2 separate regions of the Homo sapiens genome follow, and region 1 is linked to region 2. The links are chromatin loops, found by intact Hi-C in ENCODE. Cell type or tissue: heart right ventricle. All regions are shown on one strand. Links, peaks and the distances in the headings refer to the core of each region. The heading gives the core; the rest is flanking DNA.

Region 1 (11,845 bases), core at 1,173-9,172, 60 kb after region 2:
ACATTTTCAGCCAGCCTGAAGACCACAAGTGTGCCTGGTGCCAGCCAGAATTGTCTTCCATTGAGAGAATTTGCAGATTCTAGTAAATCTCAAGTCTAAACCTCAGCTAAATTATTTAGAAACAATGAGCAAGGGCAGCTCTAACTTGGCCCAATATCTGCAATAATAAAAGTTAATACATTTTGAGCACTGCATACATTATCTAATTTAATCTTCACAACATCCTTTTGAGGTGGGTACTAATTTTACCAGGACCTTGATTTTGGGATGAGAAAATGAAAGCTTATTGAGATTAATCCCTTGCCCAAACTTAGACAGATTTTAAGGGCAAGTAGGACTCAAATATAGATGAGTGGACTCCAAAGCCCATGTACCTAACCACTCTAATCACCAGACTTCTCATTTTCATTGCTAACCTGTCAAGCAATGTTGCTTGAGAGGGAAGGAGATGCATTCCCCCAACACATTATTCTTTCTAAATTTTTTAAGAAATGTTAATAATCAAGCTTAGAAACAAGCAAAAAAAAATGACTCCACAGACATATTAGCTTGGGAGGGATCAAGTTGGTTTCTCCCACAGGTTCTGAGAAGCAGGGAGGCTATCTGGGATCCTCTCATAAAAAATCCTTCTGATTCTGATTCTGATGTCCACCTCACAAGTCAAATGGGGAACTGAGCTTGACAACAAATAGCCGCTTTCTTATTTCTACTCCTTTCCCATAATTTTCAACAGGAGATGACTATGTTTTATCTAATGATCTGACTCTGTGGAGTGGTCTCTAGGTTGCACCCCCCCCCCCCCCGAGTGTGAGCTAATGGAAATGTTTTGGAGACCACTGATCCAACTTGCTCTAGAGTTAGGGCTGGCCCCCTCCATCCAAAACACTCAAGGGCCCTGATATCTTAGTCTGCTCAGTACAAAGCCACACAATCTGACTCTACCCTGCCCAGGCAATAGTGCAGTCCTAAACACTGTCCTCTGACTTCAGGTAGCTCATGTACCAGGGAGAGACCTTTCAAAGACCGGTGAGAATACCCAACTGACCAGTGATTAAGAAAGGGAAATTTCAGATTCTTGCACAGTGAATACACAGTTGAGCCAAGTACAGAATTTTGATTTTCTCCTCTCTGCTTATGGATAATTCATTCTTTTATTTCTTCATCTATATGTGAAAATTTGTTTTCCTTATATTTTCTGTGTTGCTTCTATTCCTATCAGGCTTTCCTGTACACACTGTGTAACTCCAACAGAAACAACCTGAACTCCTAAGGATACAATTGAAACTATTAGTTTGCTATAACTTTTCTATTTGATTTACCAAGATACTCTCCCTATAGCCAAAATAATTATATAGCAATCTATGTTGTAGCAAAAGGAAATAAACAACGGTGTTTCTTAAACACTTACATAGAGAGTTTAGATGTATTTTTTAACCTTCTTTTCTCTTTTTCATCTAATTTAAGGTGAGATTCCAGGATCTTTCTCATGAAAGATCCCCAGAGAATGTGCCTGCTAAACTTGATAGAGTCACAAAGCTAGGTTACAAAAGAGAGCAAATTAAATTTAGACCCAAAAGTGTTGATACCACATATACTGACGCATTTCTTCAACAGTTTTCCTTTGTTTATTTATTCAGGGCACTAGAGAAGGTGCTCTAATCTTTTAATAACAGACTCAATCTGCCATTGTCAAAATTATCAACAAAAATAATAAAATGGGTTAAATACAACCACAAAAATTCACTGTGAGAACCAACATTTCTTTCTACTTGAAAATTCCTTCAATTTAGGTGGTAAAAAATTATCTGGATATCTAGAAAGGTACAACTTTAAGTCACCTTTCAGAGTACTAATCCCAGAGTAGTATTTTATTTTAAGGGAAAGAACCTCACAGGGGACAAGAACGCCACAGGGAATTCACTGCAGACTCCAAAATCTGCCAGTTCCTGGAAGGATGGGTTAGTCCCAGCAGTACTGCAGATGATCTAAGAGCATCCCCGCCTTAGGGGAGCTGAGAGGGTGGCATTGACAGCTTCAGTGGAGTCAAGATGGTCCACAAAGGTACAGTCAATGGTGACAGCAGTGAAGAGTGGTTCAGTTGAGCCATTCACATGTAGCTTTTCAGTCTGAATGTAGACAGCTTTTGACTCTTAACCCATGGGATGCAAGTTCCCTGCAGGATGAGGATGAAAAGATACTGGGGAAATAAAAGGCCATGTGATAAGCATCATGAGAAAGGACAAAGCATGTGCTGAAAGGCTTTCAAAGCCACTTCTGATGAAAGTGATCGGGAAGAAGTAGCATTGGAAATGGATGTTGAAAGATAGGTTTGATTTCAACATAGGGTATGGGGGAGGGGGTCACTCTATACAGAAAGTGAGTAAAGTTGGGGAGTGCAAGAATGTTCACAGCACCTACAATTTGTCCAAATGGTTGAAAAACATGCAGAGAATGAGTTGATGTAAGAAAATGACCAGACCAAGGAAAGAATCACTTGGCATATAATGTTAATTTTTTGAAATTTTATTTAATATATAGGATTTGTAAAGATCTTTCTGTAGCAATTTTTTAAGGTCTTCCTTCCTTCCCCCTTTTATACCTCCCTTTAGGCTATAAGTTGCTGAAATAAAGGGAAATATGTTTTTATCTTTTATACCTTCCTAAGCCTCTAGAATAAAGTTTGGTTTGAAAAAGTCAGTAAAATCCAGCAAGCACAGGTACCAACATTATAAAGATGATTCATACATGGTTCCAGGCTTCCCAACTAGTGGAAGAGGCAGAGCTAGAAACAGATGAGTTCAATGTCATCTTTTAAAATGATGGTTATTCATAGGATGCTTGGAAATGCAGAGGGGCACTAAATATTTATGCTCAATAAATAGTTGTGGCCTCGCTGTGTGGGAGTGTTTGGAGATCTAAAGGTAGCATGAGATGTACAAATGTGGAGTTTAGTTTTAAAGAGACCACCAAGAATTGCTTCATTTATGAGTGGCCCTGGCCCTGCCACTGATTAGCTCCATGAACTTGAGCAAGTAATCCTTCTCAGAATGTTTCTTTTGTTGATAAAGTTAGGAGTTGCATGATAATGATGTCTAAGTTTAAATTTTGAAAAGCTTGAATTTTATGCCAGATGGCTTTATTATTTCCCTGGTTCCAGATCCCTTTCCCTCTTGCCTTTCACGCCCTGTGCCCTAGGGCTGTATGGTGTGTACCCCTATAATTCTCCCAGCCTGCAGGGCAAAATGTAAAAACTTCAAGCCTCTTTTTCAGCAGACAGAAGGGAGGGTCAGGGCAGGATCTCGGTAGGTTTTGTCCAAGCAGTCGGCTCACTCTTAAGCTGGCCTGAGGCAGCAGCACCTCCTTACGCTCATGTGCAGAGATCCAGCCCTCCCAGTGCCCCGCTTTGAGTCCCAGGGCTTTTCTCAGCCCTTGCAGCCAGCTGAGCCACTTCTACCACTCCCACCAGCTTATAAGAGAAAGAGACTTCTTCTGTGCTATGTCTAATATTATCAGGTCCATTTTGAAAATGAGACTAACATAGCCACAGCTCCTCCCTCCAAGGGAGACTCTCATAGCACTATTCAAATTGCATGATGAATCAAGCCCTGCTGAACTGCATTCGTAAATCAACCGGACAATGCTTAGAACTTCAGGAGGAAATATGGAATTAGATGTGGGAGCTCTAAAAATCACCTCACAAGACAGAAAGGGAAAGAGAAGAACCAGAAGGAAGACTCAGAAAAGAGTTAGACTTGAGCTGGCAAGAGAAGCACAGAAACGCTTCTTCTCAGAGCCTAGTTATTGTTGGCAAGCACCAGAGCTCTGCTGCAAGGACCTCCCATGGTGTCCAGCAGAAAGAAAAAATCAAAAAAGATGGGAGCACTCGGGTGTTTTCATTTTAATTAGGGTTATTTATAGGGTAAAGATTGCTGTGTTTACATGGGTGCATTTTCTTTCTCAATGGTCATAGTCAGCTTTTTTTTTTGTTTTCTCATTATAGAAACAGAGAAGCAACCTAGCTGCTTCTGGTTAGGACCCATCTGAGATTCCAGAAACCTCTGCTGAGTCAGGTGGAGATTGAGCTGAGTCTTAAGAAGCAAGAGTTCTGAGACTCTGCCACTTCTGCCCCAGGGAAGATGCAAACTGCTGACCTGCCCAGGATGGATGTCCCTGGGAAGGAAGTCTCTGGTGTCAGTCTGGAATGCCAGCCAGGAATTTGGGCAACAAGGAGAAGCAATTGCAAATAGTCTCTCAATGTGGAAGCTGAGAAGTCTGAGTCTGAAACAACACGAGGAGTAAAGCCCCCATGTCTCCCCCTCAGCTCCTCCAGGGTTTGGAAAGAGGAAGGAAGGACCCCTGAGTGTTTCGCTGTTTATTACGAAGAGGACTAAGTAAAGGATAAGGAGATGTAAATGCCAGTCCCAACTCTACTGTAAGCAGGAGCCCTGGGCAAGTCACTTTCCTTCTCATTCTATAAAAAAATGGGCTTCTATGGACCTCAGTTTCTCTTCTATAAAATGAAGAGGCTTGGACTCAGTGGTCTCTAGGAGTCTTTGCTGTTTGATTTTATGAATCAGGGAGTTCTATAAGAAGAGGTCAGAGCTGCCTCACTTACTATTTCTTCAAAGCATCTTTGGCCAAGGCATTGGATTTCTCAGCAGGCTTTTGCCCAACAGCCAGTGGACTGGTGCCTACTTCTGAGCAAAGGGCTAGGGAAAGCAATGGTAGCTGCTCAAATCTACAGGAGTATTTTCCATACATTAATATGGAAAAGCATGTGTCATGGACTGGGCCCTGAGGAACACCTCAGCCTGGTAATTGACAGGAATAATTATTTTTTTCCACTGCAGAGAGAAGTTCATGTGCCTTGAAAGTTAAGGAAGGTAAAAAACACACTTACCCAATAAGCAGACACTCAAATATATGAGCATAATCAGCAAGGTTTGATGTAGACGGGCAAAAAAACAAAAGAAAAGAATGAGCAGTTGGGGCCCTCCACTCCACAAAAGAAAGCCCCTGAGGGTCCCCCATTTTCTCACCAAGTCCCTTATCCTCTCCACACCCCAACTCTGACTGCCTTGTCCATTAAACAGCCTCGAAATACTCCTTGTGTTTGCCTTGGGTAGTGGCGGAAAAAATAAAGAAGAGAGATAAGGGATCAGAAGGAACAGATCTTGAGAAATTTATGAATAATTAATAAGAATTGAGAGAAGAAAGAGAGTGAAAAAAAATTTCCATGGGAAGAATTCCTCTACCTGGACAGGACAGGAAAGGTAATCTTGTGCCTTACCGAGAACCCCAAAGTAGACTGAGCTTGTCCGTAGCCCTTGCCCCCTCTCACCATGTCTTACCCCAGCCATTCTTCCTTCTCCCATAACCTTTCATTCACATCTCCCCATTCCATTTCTTAGCAACCATGTTAGCAAGTGACTAGTGTCCTCCCCATATCCTTACACAGATGTGAGCAGTTCATACTGTCACACTAACTGCAGACTTCATTCTGCCTGTCTCTTTCAATCTATTTAGAAGGGAAAGACAAAAAGAATGGTGAGAAACTACTATTCTGTGACCCAGCAACTGGCCAGAAGTTTCAGATTTGGAGCAAGGCTGAGAAGAGGTTGAAGAAAGATTAGCAACGCTATAATTAGCTGATGGGTACTGTTGTATACACCCTTACTTATAGCAAAGAGAGCTCTCCATGATTCATTGTGTTATTTCTAGGCATTTGGCTCATACCAGCCAGTTTGCTTCAAGATTTTCTCAAATCTTTTGTGGTTCCCATATGCTGAGAAAGCCATTCTTTAGGAGCAGAGATGTTATCTATTCCTCAAGTTGTGCAATCATCAGTTTGCAAAGCCAAAGCCCATTGCTGCCTTGCCAGATTTCATCTGACCCCAAACAATTAAGGGACTAGTATTGGTCATTTGCATGGCATTTTGAATCCCAAAAGAAATATGAAAAAAATCATTTATCCTTGAAAGGTTGACTGAAACAATCTTGCAGCAATTTTTCAGCTCAGCCCACAGAATGTTTACAAATCTCTTCTGACACTAGGCATAGTCCAGCAATGATATATCTGATAGAAATTGCCCAAAGGAGTTCAATACTAAAGCTCTGAAATTGAACCCAAATTTAAAAACACCACAGCCTGATTTCCTTTCAGTCCAGCCTAATATTTTTCTAGCTTTTCTTCTACTAACCAACTTTGAAACAGCTGGCCTGATGCTAGAATAGGTCCTGTATTTAGTTCACAAGTTGGAGGAGGGGTAGTGTTACCCCAAGAAGCAAAGAGACTCCTGTTTTTAAGGCAAGGCCCTCCTTGCACACAACACTAAATCTGGCCCACTGACCATCTAGATTTCCCTTTTAGAAATATTCTGAACTGGAGACCCTTGCAGACACAAGCCCAAGGACCAAGGGTCATCTTTACCTTTTTTTCTGTGTGGATCAGTACTAAGAAAGCTCTCAAGTGTGCCTTGCTACATTTTTGTTCTTAAGACTTCTACTTATATTTTATACACTTTTTATTGTCAGGAAGCTAGGGGCTTCATTCAACATCTCCCTATTCCTAAGATGGAGGTCTATCTATTAATATACATTCTTCCTCTTTTTTTCTTAGTCCAAGACTTTGTATATTTCTGAATCAGCAGTTGTACACATCTGGCACAAACAAGACAATTTTTTAATTTGTCACTTCCTAGTTTTCTGAAAGATGACAGATTCTGTCAATTTCAGCAATCCCCCTCCTAATTTTTTCTGCCATTGTTCCAGAAAAGAAAAGCTTAGAAAAATATTGTCAAATCACTTTTGCTAATCCTCCTGTAGTAAGAGGATTCACTCCATGATTTAATATCTTCTCAGCTTGGCTCTGTAACACTTCTTTCGGATTCTTCTGCTTCTGTTAGAAAGGAGGCTTTGATTTCATCTCAATGTTGCTAGGATGAAGACGTTTGCTAGCCATTAGCTTTCTCATTGCAGCATCAGTAGCACACATTCTTGATTTGTCCCCTGACGTCCATAGTAGCTTTTGATCTCTTAATAATCTAGAGAGTGGTGAAGTGAAGGTGGCAGCAATTGGAAGAGAACTTCCAGCTGATATTTCTGTTGCCCTTCTGCTCTTTCAGATTTTTCTGTCTTCTGGAATATCTTGATCTCCAGGAAGAATGGAGCCAAACACTCACCTTATGATTCAGCCCTCACGCCTCATGTTTTGTGAAATTATATCTGTGCTGAGACATTGCACACTCATTCCGTTTTCCTTAGCATTGATATTATAATACTATTGCTTCAATCTTGGCCTCCTTCCAACCACTGGGAGACAGAGAAGTTGCATGAAGGATATGTGAGGCTATGTTAAACCAGAATGATGATAACACTGCTTCTCCACACATAAGTCATACCCATTCCCACTACCACTAACTCAAATATCTCTGGTGAGCAGGATAATTTCTAATGCTCAGCTAAATGGCCCTTTATTTCAAGAAGTAGAGAGATCTACATTCAAGGACACTTTTTTAAATGGGCAGATCTTGAGATTGTAATGGAATATTTTCTGTGGATATTATTGTCACCCAGGTGAACTTCCTTCAATTTTTATTTTTACATAATCCCTTCTCTACCATCCCTTGATCCTTTTGGCTAGATTTAAATGAAGAATAAAGGCTGTACTAGAACCTACAAGTCCAGATATATAACCTGGCACCTGTCTATATCTCCAATCTCCTCTTCTATCCGTCTCCCTCTCTTAATCAGTTTTTGATAATGGTGGCCTGATGTTCTTTCCTACCACAGTCCCCAGCAATCTTCACACACACACTGTTTCTTCAGCCTGGGATTCTCTTCACCATCTCTAAAATGTAAGCAGCTCCTACACATCCTTCACTTACAGAGACACCGTATCTTCCACACAGACACTCCTCGGTCATCTCCAGACTAACTCGCTGCTAGTGAGCAACTGCAACTTATGTTCCCATGTATCCATTCAATCTTCTCTTAATAAGCATATTCCCTCATTTCTGGGGGACTCTCTGTCCCTCGCTCTTGAACCACATCTCATTTTGGTGAGGCTCCACATGGCACAGGCTTATGCCAAATGGTGGTTGGTATGAAGATGGGTTCATTACACAATCATACTTTTTCTGAGGATGTTGGAATCAACATCTCACTTTTTCCTACTGTCTTGGAGCTGGGATGTGAGCTGTAATGCCGCTGTAGCTGGAACCCTCTCAAAATGGCATTAACACAGTAGACGCAGAGCTTTGAAATGGAGAAAGAGAAACCAGATATAAATGGCTATGGAATTACTGTTGCCAGGGAAGCCTGAAGGCTTCAACTTATAAAATTCCTCTTCTTCTTCTTCTTCTTTGTTTTTATTTTCGATTAAAGCAGCTTGACTTGAGTTTTCTCTCATTTTTAAAAGAAAAATTCTCCGTTGCACACTTTGAGCACCCTGAGTCTTCTCACATTTTGGCATTCACGACAAGGGTAAGCATTTGTTCAATTTCTATCTCTTTCATACTAGATTGGAAATTCCATGGAAGTTGGAATCCTATGAGTCTTATATATCACTATTTCTCTCGTTTCTAGTACAATGTGGAGCACATAATGAAATATCAATAAAATATTTCTGAATTTAATGAATGAATGAATGGGAGATTCTGAGATCCCAACCCCTATCAGGCCTTTTGTTCCATGATCCTGATCTGAAAAAAGTGAATCTAGTTCCCAGTGCCTAGACTTGCTGTTCTGTTATGGAAAGATCTCTATTAGGGAGCATTCCCACAGTGTTTTCAGTCCCTCACTCCCTTGAAGAGTAACTTATCTTATGCCTTGGCTCTGTAGCTTGGCAAACTCTTCATGCACCCTAACTCCACCACTGCACAACTCCTATAAAGTCTGAACTTTGATTGGAGGTGATGAGGAGAGGAAGTGTTCATGCAATGTAGAGAATCTCTTGAAAGCCCACATGACCTTTGTAAAGCCTTATTTTTCAAGAGCTTCAGTGGCAATAAAGGCAATTGTTTAATCTTCAACCTGTGGAATCCATTGGCTATCCCTTAGCTGGTTATAAACAAAGGTAGGAAAAAAATGGGATACTACTTATTTTCCTTGTGAAGCCCAACATATGGTTGGAAACATTTAGAAATAGAAAAGGATTGGAATTTGGTAAATTAAATGGCATTTTTACCTCAAGGCTTCCTGTGGGGCCTTGATTATAGGCATGAGGCTATAGATTTTAGCAACTAGGTATTGTGGGATTTTGACCCTATGTCACGGGGTTGGTTCCTATATCTGTGTGGCTGGTTTTTAACTAGTGCACTTGTAAAGGCCTTAGCCTTTAGAAGTAAATCATATGGCATTTTGACTTTTATAAGTCACTAGAGTTAACGGCAACTTTGTTTGCAAATGATAACTTTTTGTAACATTCAGAAATCTAAGCAAATGCCAACTAAATGGGGTGAGGGGCTTAGTAAACCTGTGCAAGCCATGTTATTTCTGGCAAGGATCTGATCAAAGGAAAAGAGTCTTCCTGTTACACACATTTAGGCACTGTGGCAGAACAGGGAGGAGCCGAGGGATATCCAGGAAGGGGTGCCGCAGAAGAGTCGTTTGCTGTTTGAACTGTGTTTCTCAGTCAAGAAAGGAGTTCTCTATTTTAAACTTCAAAGGTAGCTACTTTGCGTTTGTGCTACAGAGCACTGTTATATGTGAGATGCTAGCTTTACACTTTTAAACCAAGAATAGTTAGTCCTTGATTAAGTACCCATAATTTTGTTCATTGTTGATATTATTTTGAACCTCTTTTAGAGCCTGGAGAGGAGGTAGGGAAGAAATAACTTTGAATTCAAGTGGTTTATCCACAGATCCAAGAGTCACCACAGAGTAAATTGCTTTAGTTAATTACGTAAGTTTAGAAAAGGGCCTTGGACTTTAGAGTTCCAAGCTACAGTTTTTCCCATGGAAAAGCAGGAGATTGTTTTAGTAAACGAAGAAGAAAAACTGAGGGTCCTTATTTTAAACATACCATTATCTTAGAATGTTACAGAGAAAAAAAATTGATGAAATTATTATTAACCTGAAGGCCAGAGGCAAAATTTAAATCCTAAAATACTTGCTGTCTAGGAATCAAGGCTGCTCAGAGAAATCTAAGAATGGAGTAGTTTGAGAACAAAGAAACAAACATGTTTCACTCACACAAACAGAACAAGAAGAGCAATAAAGTATTAAGAAAAATTATCCAAAAATAGGGGGAAAAAATCAAAGAAGGGTGGGTGGTGTTTCCTTTCGATATCATGCTGGAGCATTGCTTAATAGGCCCACCCAAGGATTCTTTCATTTTCCTGGGGAATTTGCTTATGTTTGTCATTCCTTTTATAATTTTATTAGAGTGCAGACATTGTAAAGTTTCAGGTTAACTTGCATATTTCAGTCCAGTAGAGAAGATAATCCAAAAGGTTATAGTTTTATTCCCCTGTAGAACATTAACCAATTTAATACCTATTTTACTTATTTTACTTAAATGCCTGTAAAATGTCCAGTTCCTCAAAACTTCCCCCTTTGAGTAGCTTTACCATCTTACTGATTCCCTTATTAACAAATGAATGTATATTTGAGAACTAGTCCATCCATATTTGCATGAGAGTACTGTTTTTAACTTTCTGAAAATTAATCTTTAACTGTTTTGAAGGTCCCACTGACCTACCCGTGGAACTCATCTTCCAGAGCCAGTTCAACTGTGTTGCCTAAAAGTACATCTCACAAATTGTTAAAGTCCTGAAATGTCTTTTTTGGGTTCCTGGAGTGATTCCCAAGTGGCACCTACAACTTCACCTGTCTTGACTTTTTCTGGTCTTTTTCTCCTGATTTTGTATTTTCACTTTTGTTTCTTTACTTGACCAAGTTTGGCTCTGGGTATGATTTATCTGTGGCTGATGTGGTATTCCCCATAGACGGCAACAATGATTGAGAATCTGGTTTTGTCATCTGTCCATTTGGTGATCTCTTGGATAACAAGAATCTAGTCTCTCTAAGGTGAGAAACAGTAGATAATGTGGTTAATTAATTTTTGTTTGTCTTTTTGTCTACCCATGAGCTCAAATAAATATTGTATGTCTTCCAAAAAGGATAACAAATCTTTGAGATCCAGCCCGGTGAGTGTGTTTTTGTGTTTACTTTGACTCATGTCTGAAGTTATAGAACTGAAGCCATGGGCTCTCTGTATATCTGTAAGTGAAGAAAGCCTTTACCTCTCAGTACATAAATGTGAAATATTCTTCTACCTCTGGAGTGTATTAAGAAATTATGTCACAAAGTATTTTAAATTATGTTCTATGTTGTAATTAGCTTAGAGAGAATACGTGCTTAAATGAATCTATTATTTTCCCAGAATTCAGAATATTTTCCTAGAAAATAAACTAAAATTTTAATATTTTAAATATATTTTAAAGACTATACTTTAAGTATTTTTTAAAAGTATAAAAAGCCCTTTTTATAAAAATAATTAGCCCAAAAGCATTTTTATGTAAAAATCCAAGTTTACTGAATCAAGGTGAAATTTTTGTTAGGTCAAACTGGTTTGTTTGGCCATTTTGTTTCAAAATAGCCATATATATAGTTCCCCTGATCTTATTAGTGTATTAAGCGTAAGTATATATTTTAGTTTTATAAGATTTGAGGTGTTTCCTGATAAAGTGACTAGTTATTCTGAACTTCCTAAATTTCTTATATTGACTTACTGATCAAATTAGCTAATATGACTTCTACATAATCATGATTGTGAAAATTGTAAAATTATGTTTTCAACCAAATTGAAATACAATTTTAACAAAGTTTTAACACATTCTAT
Region 2 (11,845 bases), core at 1,872-9,871:
TCTCTTACTCTGAGGAAATGCAGGGGCGTGTCCCTGGTGATCATCTTGGTTGAGTTTCCTGTCTTGGCTCCGTTGCCTGAAACCTCATCCAATGTCACCTTTTAGTGAATCTAAAAGCCACTCAGAAAATAGGCAGAATCTACCTATTACTCTGAATTATTCGTGGGCAGGGCATAGCGTACCCATCTCCCAAATCACACTTCAGCTTTAGGATTTCTACGTCTTACCCCCATAGGTATTTTGAGGAGCAGGGCAGCCTCTATCGTGGCTTCATTTATTTTGCTTTCGGAAAAGTGGAAAGAGATTTCCCTAAGCACTGGAAAGAATCTGAGATAGGAAAGAGAAAGCCAGAAGAGAAACAAACTTCAGACAGCAGCGTGGAGGAAGGAAGTGGAAACAGAGACCAGATGAATTCCGCTCCCCAACTTTCAACCCAAAACTGCCTCCTGAGCTGCGGGGTCCCAGAGGCTCCTGGGTCCTCCAGCAGGAATCAATGTGCACATTTCCATATCAAAGAAACAAGCTCCCCGCACAGGACCTCAGTGAAAGGAGATCTGCACTGAGAAGAAAGCGAAGTTAGGCGCCTCGGCAAGCATTTAGAAATAACTTTAAGCACCAGCAGCTCAGGCCTCATTTTTGTAATGCTCAATCACGGATCACCTATCGACCAACCCATCAAACTCCCCGCCCCCAGCACTTTTATTTCTCCTCTTTAGGAAGTACACTTCAGTATCTTTGGCACAGTGCATGAGCACGACTAAAGTAAAACATCGCAGAAAACATAGCTTTAGTCTACCCTTCGTGTCCTAAAAGGAAAACCAGTAGCTTCCCAGGCCACCGGAAGGGCAACACATGTCCTCTGCAGTTTCTGCACACGGGAAGGTAAAGACAGAGAGAGGACCTACTCCTCAACACAGAAACATTTCAAAATCTTTCCTCGCCTGCAACCCAAGCTGAAGTCATTCTCCCCAGAAATAACAAAAGTTGGAAGAGAAGCCGGAGACAGGATAGGTGCAGGAAGCCCACACTTTGAGGGCAGCACTCAGACACCCTCTCCTGTGTGCAGGACGTGCCGAATGTTCAGGTGCAATGAGAATGAGCCATGCTTGGCTTACGAGGGCAATCTGGCCCATCAAGTGGCCTTCGCCTCTGGGAGTAACAAAAATGCACTTCAAAATAGCTTCTGTAATCAAGCTGCATGGGTGGAGTACTCCCCAGCTGACTCCAGGAAGTTCTCTATCCAAAGCTATTCATTAGGCCAGAGCTGTGCAAATAATTAGTCACCCACTTGCTCCATAACCCTCCATGACAGCCCAGGCATTGAGTCCAGGTGGGACCATCAAGCCATGCTCTGGTGGCTCATGCATTATCATAGAAATGGGAGGCTTTATTTATTTTACTAAAAAGAACAAAAACAACAGACTGCTGTCCTTTAGACAATAGGATCACGTCATCTGAGCCCTCTGTGCCCCAGGTGACAAGCCCAGCCCCAAGTTCTCTTTCCTCAGCCTCCCCACACATGTTCTGGAGGAGATGGGCCCAGCAGGCTGCTCTGAGGCCTGGCTGTCTCATCCTGAGAATGCGTCACCGTGAAGTGCCCTTGCAGATGTTTCCTGGGCTAAGCCTGACAAGGCTGAGAGCAGAGACTTTGGCAGCAGGAGGCCAGGGGGAAACAAGAGGCAGCCCTGAACTCAGCCTTCACGGCCCTCCCTAAACACATGGGCCAGCCACAGGGAAGAAAAAAATGCCCTGTAGCACAGGAATCTAAAACATTGCTGTTGTTCTAGTTAATAAAAGGACTTAGAGATTGAAAAGAAGTACCATCTGTATGGCTGGCAACAGACAGCATGATTTTGATGACTGACTCTGGGGAGATCTGAGAAAACAGTACATAATATGTCCTTACCTCTGCTCCATCATTCATGACCCAAGCTCCTGCCCTGTCTTCTCAGGAAGATTCTTACAGTAACTCCAGTTTGGAATTCCCCTTTCATATTTGAAATAACAACAGTAATAGTGACCACTAATGCTTACCGAGTGTCCACTCTGTGCCAAGCATCGTGTTTTTATCATCTTTTTTGTTAGGCACTGTACATGGATTAATACAATTACAACCCACCACAACCCCATGAGATAAGTACTTGTACTATCCTCATTTTATGGGTGATGATACAAGAAACAGAAAGGTTCAGCAACATGCCTAAAGCCACACAGCTACTATGAGGCAAAGTCTAGGTTTGAACTCAGAAATTCTGACTTCAGACTCACTTATCTTATTATACTTCACTTAGTATCTCCCATTAATTAATTCATTCATTCTTCCTTTTATTTGTTAATTCACCAAATATTCTGGGAAGCTACTTGTCTAGACACTGTATGAAAAATGAGAATGGATACAAAGCAACCTCAGACATGAACTCAAGGTCCTTACAAGCTTAAACGTATATGATACATTTCCAAATAGCAATACTATGAGGACAGCTGATACTCACAACATAAGTCTTGGTGGTCACAGGAGATCTATCATAGGATTTCACGAAGAACCTGACACTGAAAACCAGAACTTGAGGGAAATAAAACCAAAATAGAAAGCATTGCTCACAGAAGCACGTTCAAGCGTAGCCCAGCAGAATGCATGTTTATAGACAGCAATTTTCTAGATTGGTAATTATGACATATGCATGAGTAGCACCATGAGTGATAAGAACAAGACTGGCAGGTTATGGCCAAAAAATGAAGATTACTGAGTTTAGGTTTATTTGTAGACCAAGGGGAGTCCATGAAGGTATTTGAACAAAAGAATGATGCAATGAAATTGTGCTTTGGGAAGATTAATCTGCAGTGTACATCGTGACTAAGTTAGAAGGGAGAGAAGAAACAGAGGATGAGTTGGGTGACTATCACAGAACAGGCAAGAGATAATGGCAAGTTAAACCAGAATGAGATGGCAGTGGTATAGAGTAGAGCTGCTGGGGAACCCGCAGGGAAAGTTCAATGAAAGGACGTGTTGGCCTTCTGTATATGAAAGCCCATGGAGGGGAATTGTGCGTAACTAGGGGGCTGGAGGAATATTGTTCTATTAAGAAAGAGAAGAATTATGAGGATGGTGTAGTTTATGTGAATAGTACCAGAGAGTTTGACTTTGAGCTCCATGTAAGTATGTACATACTTACAAAGCAGAGAACTGAACATCTTTGACTATAGCTTAGGAGAGAGTTCCAATGTGCTGAAAGAAATTTAAGCATCATCCACACAATAGTGGCCATTATAATGGTAGATGGAGATGGAATTGACATAAAACAGTAATTGCAGAATTTTTTAAATTATAGAATGAAAAATAATACAGGCTGGAAGTTCCCTGAAGGTGTCACATATCCCTGATTTATATTCAAGGCCATAGGCTACACAATAGGCTTACAATAAATAGTTATTTGTGGAAAAAATGAAGCCTTGTAGATTCAGGATAAACTAGAAAATTAGTCTGGACAGCTGCGGAAACTTTAACTTCTACCCTGAAAATCATAGTAGTGGACAAATTAAACTAAATTTCTTCTCTAAGCCATTGGTAACTTTCAGCTCTAAAATGTCAAGCCTTTCAGAAGAGTGGACTTGTGTTTCCCATCTCCACATCCCATCCGCAAAATGCGGGCAGAAGTTTCACCTTCAGCCCTAGAAACATCTTTTCAAACTCCACAGAAGAATTTTAGACACTGTTCTAAACTGCAAAGTAATTATTAAATGTTGCATTTAATATTAAAAAAATAAGTCCCTTTTATCAACTTCTTATAAACAGAAGTTGTTTTTAAGAATTGCTCAGCCTGGTTGACAGATTGAAGAGGGTGAATTCTGAGTTAGGGCTCCAGCCAGCTTTCCCCAAATCAAGGATGATGGACATGATGTGTGTACACTTGAGATGGGTCAATATTCAACAGTGGCCAAAAGCACACGCTGAGCGGTAGAATAATTTCCACTCGAATTTTCAGGTCAACCCTCTAAGAGATATTTGGGGCAACATGATGACTCTGCAGTGGTTTTTCTCTGGTGGTTCTGTGTAGATTGAAGGATGGTTGAGGAGATAAACAAGGAGACAAACAGAGTGTTACCACAGATACCTGAATTTGTTTCTTCTCATCAAAAGTTATTTACCACACACTGGTTCTTTTGATCTCTTTCTGGTCCCTATCAAAGACATTGGCTTGTACCTTCACCTAATTCTCAAATCAAACTTTTCAAACTTTAAAATTTAAAAAAAAGAATTTAATTCATTATTTTATTTCATCTTTTTACCCTTTCTGCCATCGTCTTTATATTTCCCATCTCCCCAGGTAGTATATGATGAAATTTCCTCACCTTAGCCTTATATGTCAGGGGAAATGTTGAAATTAGCTATTTCTTGGGACCTAACACTCAAACTTAGATTCATTTTTTTGGTCTTATTTTTCAGACCCAAAGTAAGATCAAAGCCTTAACTAAGATCACCCAGCACTGGAGGGACTGTGGTGGGACATAAAATCTACAGCTTCCATAGCCTGGGAGCTCAGAGCATGAGGAAACAAAAGACCATCACTTCATCATCCTCAGCTTCAGTAAGGCACTAGATTTAAAGGGTTAGAGATAGTAATAAGAACCATTTTTAAAACTAGATTAAAAGGTTAAAGTAGAAATTGGTATTGTCGTCTTTTTGTAAAATGCATATGGAGAGGGGGAAAGGAGCATTTCGGTAATCCATCTCCAGTCTGTGCATTTAGTAAGTAAAACGCTAACCAGCATGTCCGCGTCCACACTTCTACAAACACACTCCTCCTCCTCTCTGCTAGATGTAAATGACTCCACAAGTCAGAAGCATGGAGTCGGCCTGAAATATCTTGCCCCTATTCCCTTTCCCTCATATATAATCAATCTCATTAATCAACACTCCCACGTTTAAAGTCTGCTCTAAAAACAAACACATACATATCTATCTTGTCAAGACTAGTAATATCAAAGGGGAATTTTGCCCCTGAGAGGGATATTTTATATATATTTATGGTGCTATTACAATTATATGATCAAGAATCATTGTTTCTGTATTTTTAATTTAAGGCATGTTTCCATGAAGGATACCCATGCATATGAATAAATGAAACTGTATCTGTTTTTCCACAAAGATGTTTGAAATTCTTTCGTGAATTTCACTCAAGAAACTCTTTCTTGAATGCACTTTGCATTCAAGACCCAGGTTCAATCCACAATTTGGGGTAAAGGTCCCCACAATCAAGTCACAGAATCTTGTTTGAGCTAACAACCAGTTATTCTACCCAAAGTAAAGAGTAACTTAAATTTTCCCATTGTTCTTCCAGGCTGGAAGATGTAAGAAACACACACAGTATAGTGTAGGTTTCCTCCATAGTTAAGTACCCCAGAGCTAGGCTGAAATCCAGTGTTGGATTGTTTCCAACTTATAGTAGGGAACCGCCAATGACATGAAAGAGCATTACCTTACCGGACTGATTCATATTCTACTTCCAGTCATAGTACAAATGATCACATGTCCACACCCACATGTGCTCTGATAAGTAGTCAATTGAGAGGAGTGAGTCAGGGAGCCGTAACTTTGCAGCCAACCTGCCAAGAAGAACTGATGCTTTTAGAAATTCAGCAGCTTTCATTGGCATAGAAGTTTCAGCCTTATAGGCCCAGGGTTTCTCTGAGGCAGAGGCAAACCCTGTTGTTATGTTGTTATCTCAGGATTCTTTTTTTTTTTTTTGAGACAGAGTCTCACTCTGTTGCCCAGGCTGGAGTGCAGTGGCACAATCTCGGCTCACTGCAAGCTCCGCCTCCCGGGTTCACGCCATTCTCCTGCCTCAGCCTCCCGAGTAGCTGGGACTACAGGCGCCCGCCACCACGCCTTTCTAAATTTTGTATTTTTAGTAGAGACGGGATTTCACCATGTTAGCCAGGATGGTCTCGATCTCCTGACCTCGTGATCCGCCGCCCTGGCCTCCCAAAGTGCTGGGATTACAGGCGTGAGCCACTGCGCCCAGCCTATCTCAGGATTCTTAATGTAAAAACAGTTCAGTATGGAAAGCGTACTTATGACAGAGCTGTTGCAGAATGTGAAATCACCCATGTGCCTAAGTGTCTCCCTACTACCTGGAACACTAGACCACATGCAGCAGGCCCGCCTCCACAGGTGAAGGCCTCTGTTCAATTGAAGAGGAGCTTTGACACCTTGGAAACAGAGGTGGAGCCAAGAGGCTGGAAAAGCCTACCTGTCACTACTGAATTTTCAGAACACAACTGTAAATACCCTCTGGGTTTATTTGGGAGAAGAATGTGTATTATAAAGTATAGTTTGTAAATCAAAGCAAAGCACATAAATATGATCTTGTTCACATAAGTGCTAAGAAGGGCTAAATATATTTCCCTAGAATCGGCACGATCCCAGGGCTGAAGGCTGAAAGAAACCCCATCAAGCCCAGAAAGACACTGGTAGGTATAGTGGAAATAGTATTTGTCTTAAATTTAAAAAGCAAAGGTGGAACTCCAAGTTTGCCACTATCTATAAGCTATTTATCCCTTCTATATTCACTTTCCTTATGGATAGAGAGGATTGAGTTAGTTGGCTTTTAAAAATCTTTCTCGCATGAAACTGACTGTAATCTAAGTCCCTTTTCCACTTCCTTTTTATTTGGTTTTTATTTATTCATTCAGTATATTCATTCAGCAACATTTATTCAAACACAAGACATTGCTAGATATGCAAATAGCTGCAACACCTTAAGCCCAACTCATGGTCTCCCGTGGCTTTTCATATGTCTTATTCTCTTTGAGCCTCACAATAATCCTGTGAGTATAGGCAAGCCTGTCATGTCTATTGCACTTTAACATGAGGACACAAGGAATTGGTGAGAATAAATGTTTCAACAAAAATGATATGTCTAAAAATGATAAGAAATGGGGTCAGTAACCATATCTTTTTACTCTTGGATTAAACTTTCATCTACTATTTCAAATTTTCTCACCAAAATAATATTCTGCCCTTTTAATTGGACATTATTCTTTATAAAATACCCTCTGGAAAAAACCTAATTTGATCTTTACAAAACTCATACAAAGTTGTTAGAATCAAGCCTATCTGACACAACCAGACACGAAATAAAGACTTGAGCTATGTTAACTCAAATATAGTCGGCTACTTAGCTGAATTCTCATAGGCTAAATATAAGGAAGATTATAAACCACTCATTTTCTGCTATATATCAGGCAGGTACTATGCTATTTTCTTAACATATGTCTATTTAAAAATACTTACAATAGGCTGGGCACGGTGGCTCACACCTGTAATCCCAGCACTTTGAGAGGCCAAGGTGGGTGGATCACCTGAGGTCAGGAGTTCGAGACCAGCCTGGTCAACATGGTGAAACCCCATCTCTACTAAAAATACAAAAATTAGCCGGGCGTGGTGGCATGCATCTGTAATTTCAGCTACCCGGGAAGCTGAGGCAGGAGAATTGCTTAAGCCCAGGAGGCGGCAGTTGCAGTGAGCCAAGATCGTGCCATTACACTCCAGCGTGGGTAGCAAGAGTGAGACTCCATCGCACAATCAATCAATCAATAAATAAATACAATAACCCTCTTCAGAAGGAATTATCATTTAACAGGAAAAAATTAATGAGGCTCGGTTAAGTAATCTGTATAAGGTCACATAGCTAATAAGTGGCTGGAGCAAAACGCAAATATAGGCATGTCTGACTGCAAAGTTCCAGCTCTTCACACAGTTCACAGGGAGAGTCTATAATTGAAAATTGATAAACTTGGTTCCAGGTCACATCAAGCTATCTAACTGATCTCTATCTTTCAAGAGACAGTGTTCCTAACTTAGATATATCTGGAAGGAAAATCTGAGAGGGTGGAACTAAGAAAAAACACATTTACAAATAATATAATCAAATGAATTGGGTGATACAGATGCCAGGATGAGAAAAATTCTACCACAGTCCTACAGAGAGGGGTTGTGCAGCTAGCGAGCAGTGGTTAGTATTATTTCTTAAATGTATCACAAAGCTCTGTCCAATTACATTTTGAAGAGTTCAGTGCTTGAGGCTGGAAGTGTCATAGTTTTATTTGTCAGGATAATGAGGTTATGCTGCAGGAACAAATCAACCCTCAAAATCTCAGCGGCATAACGACAACTATAAAGTTTTATTTCTCACTATGCAAAGCCTGCTGCAGGTCCAGTAGCTTTCCAGGACAACTCTCTTTTGTGAGGTACATCAGGCTCCACTCTACTTCTCCAATATTTTTCTACAACACGCCTGGTCTTCAGGTTCCCATAGCAAAGAAAAAGACACATGGTCAAGTGCTGTCCCTTTAATGCTACAACCCAGAAACAATATGTGCCAATTCCACTTGTAGCCCATTTGTCAGAACTAGTCACATGACCTTACCTGGCACAAGGGAGCTGCGGAGCACGTGGTTTAGACGTTTGGGAAGCTATAACTATCTCTGCCATATTACTTTTCAAGGACAGTAAATCCCATTCCCAGCACATCTAAAGAGTGGGTATTTGGGGTTTTCCTTGCAGGGGCCTCTATCCTTTTTTACCCTTCTCTGTGCACCGGGAGACTGAACCAGACACATCAAATACACGCCCTCCTCTTCACTTCCTGCACCTCTGACTTCCTCTTGTATTACTACAAGAAGCACCTATGGAAGAGAAAAGTAAGGTCAAGATAATGATTGTTTTTTTCTTCCTGTGACATCTCCAAGGAATGAGACTAGGGCTCTACCATTTTCCACTTTAACTCTCTCTTTCTGGGCTCCAGAAACCATTCCTATCCTTCATCCCTTCAGGGACCCCAGCAACCTATTCTTATGGAGCTGAGGGCATTGCACCATTTCTTGTGATTTCTCTGTACTCTGCCCACATTTTTATAAGTTATCTGTCTACTAAACTCTTTCCAGATTACCCAATTTAAATTCTCCTGGTTCCTGCTGAGATACTGACTGATACAAGGGAATTCTGAAAAAGGATTACATATTTTAACTATTCAAAAGAGCCTCTGTTGGACTCTACCACTTGAGTTAGAAGTGTATTAACCTGTAATAGAATTTACTTATAATAACTGCATAAATTGGTGTTCTCTTTCTATTTCTCTCTGCATTTCTATCCATCCTCAGTATCATCAGAAAAGTTGATTGATTTTTTTGGATAGTTTGTGTTCTTAGAATCCCCTAGTGACCTCTCATTACCATAGAAAAATATCCAAAATTAATAGCCCAGATTTCAATACACTCCATTAATCAGCCAATTTTCAGTTCACTCCAGGTATATTGCTCTCAATTCTCCAGACCAAAGGTTAGTAAACTATAGCGTGTGGGCCAAATCTGGTACATTTATAAATAAACTTTTATTGAAACACAGTCACACTCATTCATTCTATGTGTCAATGAGTGTCACATAGCTAATAAGTGGCTGGAGTGAAACGCAAACATAGGCATGTCTGACTGCAAAGTTCCAGCTCTTCACACAGTTCACAGGGAGAGTCTATAATTGAAAATTGATAAACTTGGTTCCAGGTCACATCAAGCTATCTAACTGATCTCTATCTTTCAAGAGACAGTTATCCTAACTTAGATATATCTGGAAGGAAAATCTGAGAAGGTGGAACTAAGAAAAAACTCATTCACATAGAATGAATGTGAAAGAAGGGTAAAAAAGGGTAGAGTGCCCCTGCAAGGAAAACCCCAAATACCCACTCTTTAGATGTGCTGGGTATGGGATTTACTGTCCTTGAAAAGTAATATGACAGAGATAGTTATAGCTTCCCAAACGTCTAAACCACGTGCTCCGCAGCTCCCCTGTGCCAGGTAAGGTCATGTGACTAGTTCTGACAGGTCACACTCATTCTATGTGAATGAGTTTTTTCACATAGAATGTACTGTCTGTGGCTGCGTTGACAACACAACAGTAGAGCTGAATAGTTAAGACAGAAACTACAGAGCCTACAAGCCTACAGTATTTAGTATCTAGCCGTTCACCAGAAAAGTTTACTACCCTGGTCTCTAGATCACAGTATCATCAAAAGCATTCACATATCACATTGTCGCAGGCCTAGAGTGAGGATAATCTCTGGTATCAACTTCATCTGTAAAAAATTAGACTCAGATACCGTTTCCAATCTTATCCCTTCAATAAAATGTTTCAAAGTTTCCAGCTAGATTTTTCCAGCAGCTTGTTTGCAACTTTACTTAGCATTTCCTATGTTACTTATTATACAAATTTAGTTGCTTTTATATCTGTTTCTCCTTATTAGATTTGAAAGAAACTTAACAAAAATTACATTGTATGCATCTGTATATCTCCTTTGATGCCTACATAGTGTCTGGCAGCTTTAAGGTATTAAATAACTCTATGTTGACTGAATGAATATCTACAGTAGTAGGAAATATCAACTGCTCTTGAAAGGAACATGATCATGCTTCCTGGATTTGCATGAAGAAATTGACATCATTTGATTCCCCAGTAGTCTAAGGGAAGGGAGGAGATAAAGAGAAAAACTGTACCATTCTTCAAGACACAGTAGCTGCTCTTCTCATCTCAGCTCTTCTCATCTATAGTGAGGAGGAAACAACAGAAACCTGTATTTGCACAGATGTGAAAACAACTTATATTAATGTTGAGAAATAATACCAAGATTCTGAGGGGCTGTGTGAGCTGGAATTAGTCAGTTAGGTAACAGTGGGTAACATAGTGGGATGTCCCAGTATATTTTAGTGTACATCATATTTTTTTCATTATCATCTCCCTCAATAATACCAAAAATATTTTTCTTCCATTAGTATGTTTTATATTTCTTATGATACACTTTGAGATTCATTTCTTCCTTTAAGTTTCACAACAATCTTATACATTATGTTTGGTTCTGTTTTAATATTGGGAAATAAATAGAAAAGACCGTTAAAATAAGTACTCAATCATGTTATCTCTACCTAAAAAAAGAAGAAAAATAAAAGAAAATAGACATTGGTCATAATTAGGAATCTCTTGTATATTTCCTTCCTAAAGTATTTGTGGCAGTGAATGGGATTTATCTTCTGAATTTTCAGACAAATTAAATCCCGAAAAAAAATGCAGCTATCTCTTCTCCTTTCCTCAAGCCAACTCAGTTGAAGCCAAAGGAATAGTTTTGTAAGAGCAAAACCAGTGTACACAGTAGGGATGTTATAGATTATTAATGAAGTCATTTGTGTGGTTCTGACATTAGTTCATTTTCAAGCATCCTTATTTTTGTCACTGCAAATCCGTTTTTCAAGATGGTTTTTCTCCCCTCTCCTCCCAAAGACTATATCCAGGGAGAAGAAATAAATAGACGGCAGAAAGATTCTATGAATTGTATAACCAGGTAGAACTTTGAACTATTAACTTGGGTGGTTTTCCACAGCTCTCTCTTATACCCTTCTTCGAAATCCATTGTCTTGATTACAATTCTACCGGTAGTAATAACTTTCATTATATTCTACTCTGTGGAGAGCAATTGATTCAGCTGAAAACCAACAGTCAAATTGAAGGCATTGAGTTTGAAAATCTGTCCCTATACCCATATCAGTAGTAAAATTCTTAAAAGTCAAGACTTTCAAACACATGAACTAAGGTTTGGAGAGAAAGGGAGAAAAAATGGAAAAGAAGGCATTATGATCAATGTTATAGTTAGGATGTTTGTCCCCTTCAAAACTCATGTTGAAATTTAACTCCCAGTGTAGGATGTGAGACCTAAATGGGAGGTGTATGTGTCGTGGCGGCAGATCCCTCATGAATACATTAATGCACCAGGGAGGAATGAATAAATTCTCACTCTGTTAG

Evidence for each region. Hi-C counts contacts between places; a loop is a spot of excess contacts. Peaks named below come from ENCODE experiments on the same cell type or tissue, not always from the same donor. Only the 100,000 strongest peaks of a DNase experiment are listed, where the experiment ranks them.
Region 1: it touches region 2 in a loop (2.1-fold over the local background); 13 of 110 quality-filtered maps call a loop at or near these places.

The regions. Positions count from the first base shown.
Region 1 is chr11:128,402,428-128,414,272 of GRCh38, forward strand. LOC124902789 (a long non-coding RNA gene) reads left to right here and starts at 10,721. Exons shown (of 2, transcript XR_007062948.1): 1 at 10,721-11,031. In heart right ventricle, for the core only: no CTCF peak of the experiment used is centred there; no DNase peak of the experiment used is centred there; H3K27ac peaks cover 1,435 bases.
Region 2 is chr11:128,341,462-128,353,306 of GRCh38, forward strand. No RefSeq gene overlaps it. Among named protein-coding and RNA genes, the nearest start is that of LINC02098, 140 kb to the left of the region's middle. In heart right ventricle, for the core only: no CTCF peak of the experiment used is centred there; no DNase peak of the experiment used is centred there; H3K27ac peaks cover 930 bases.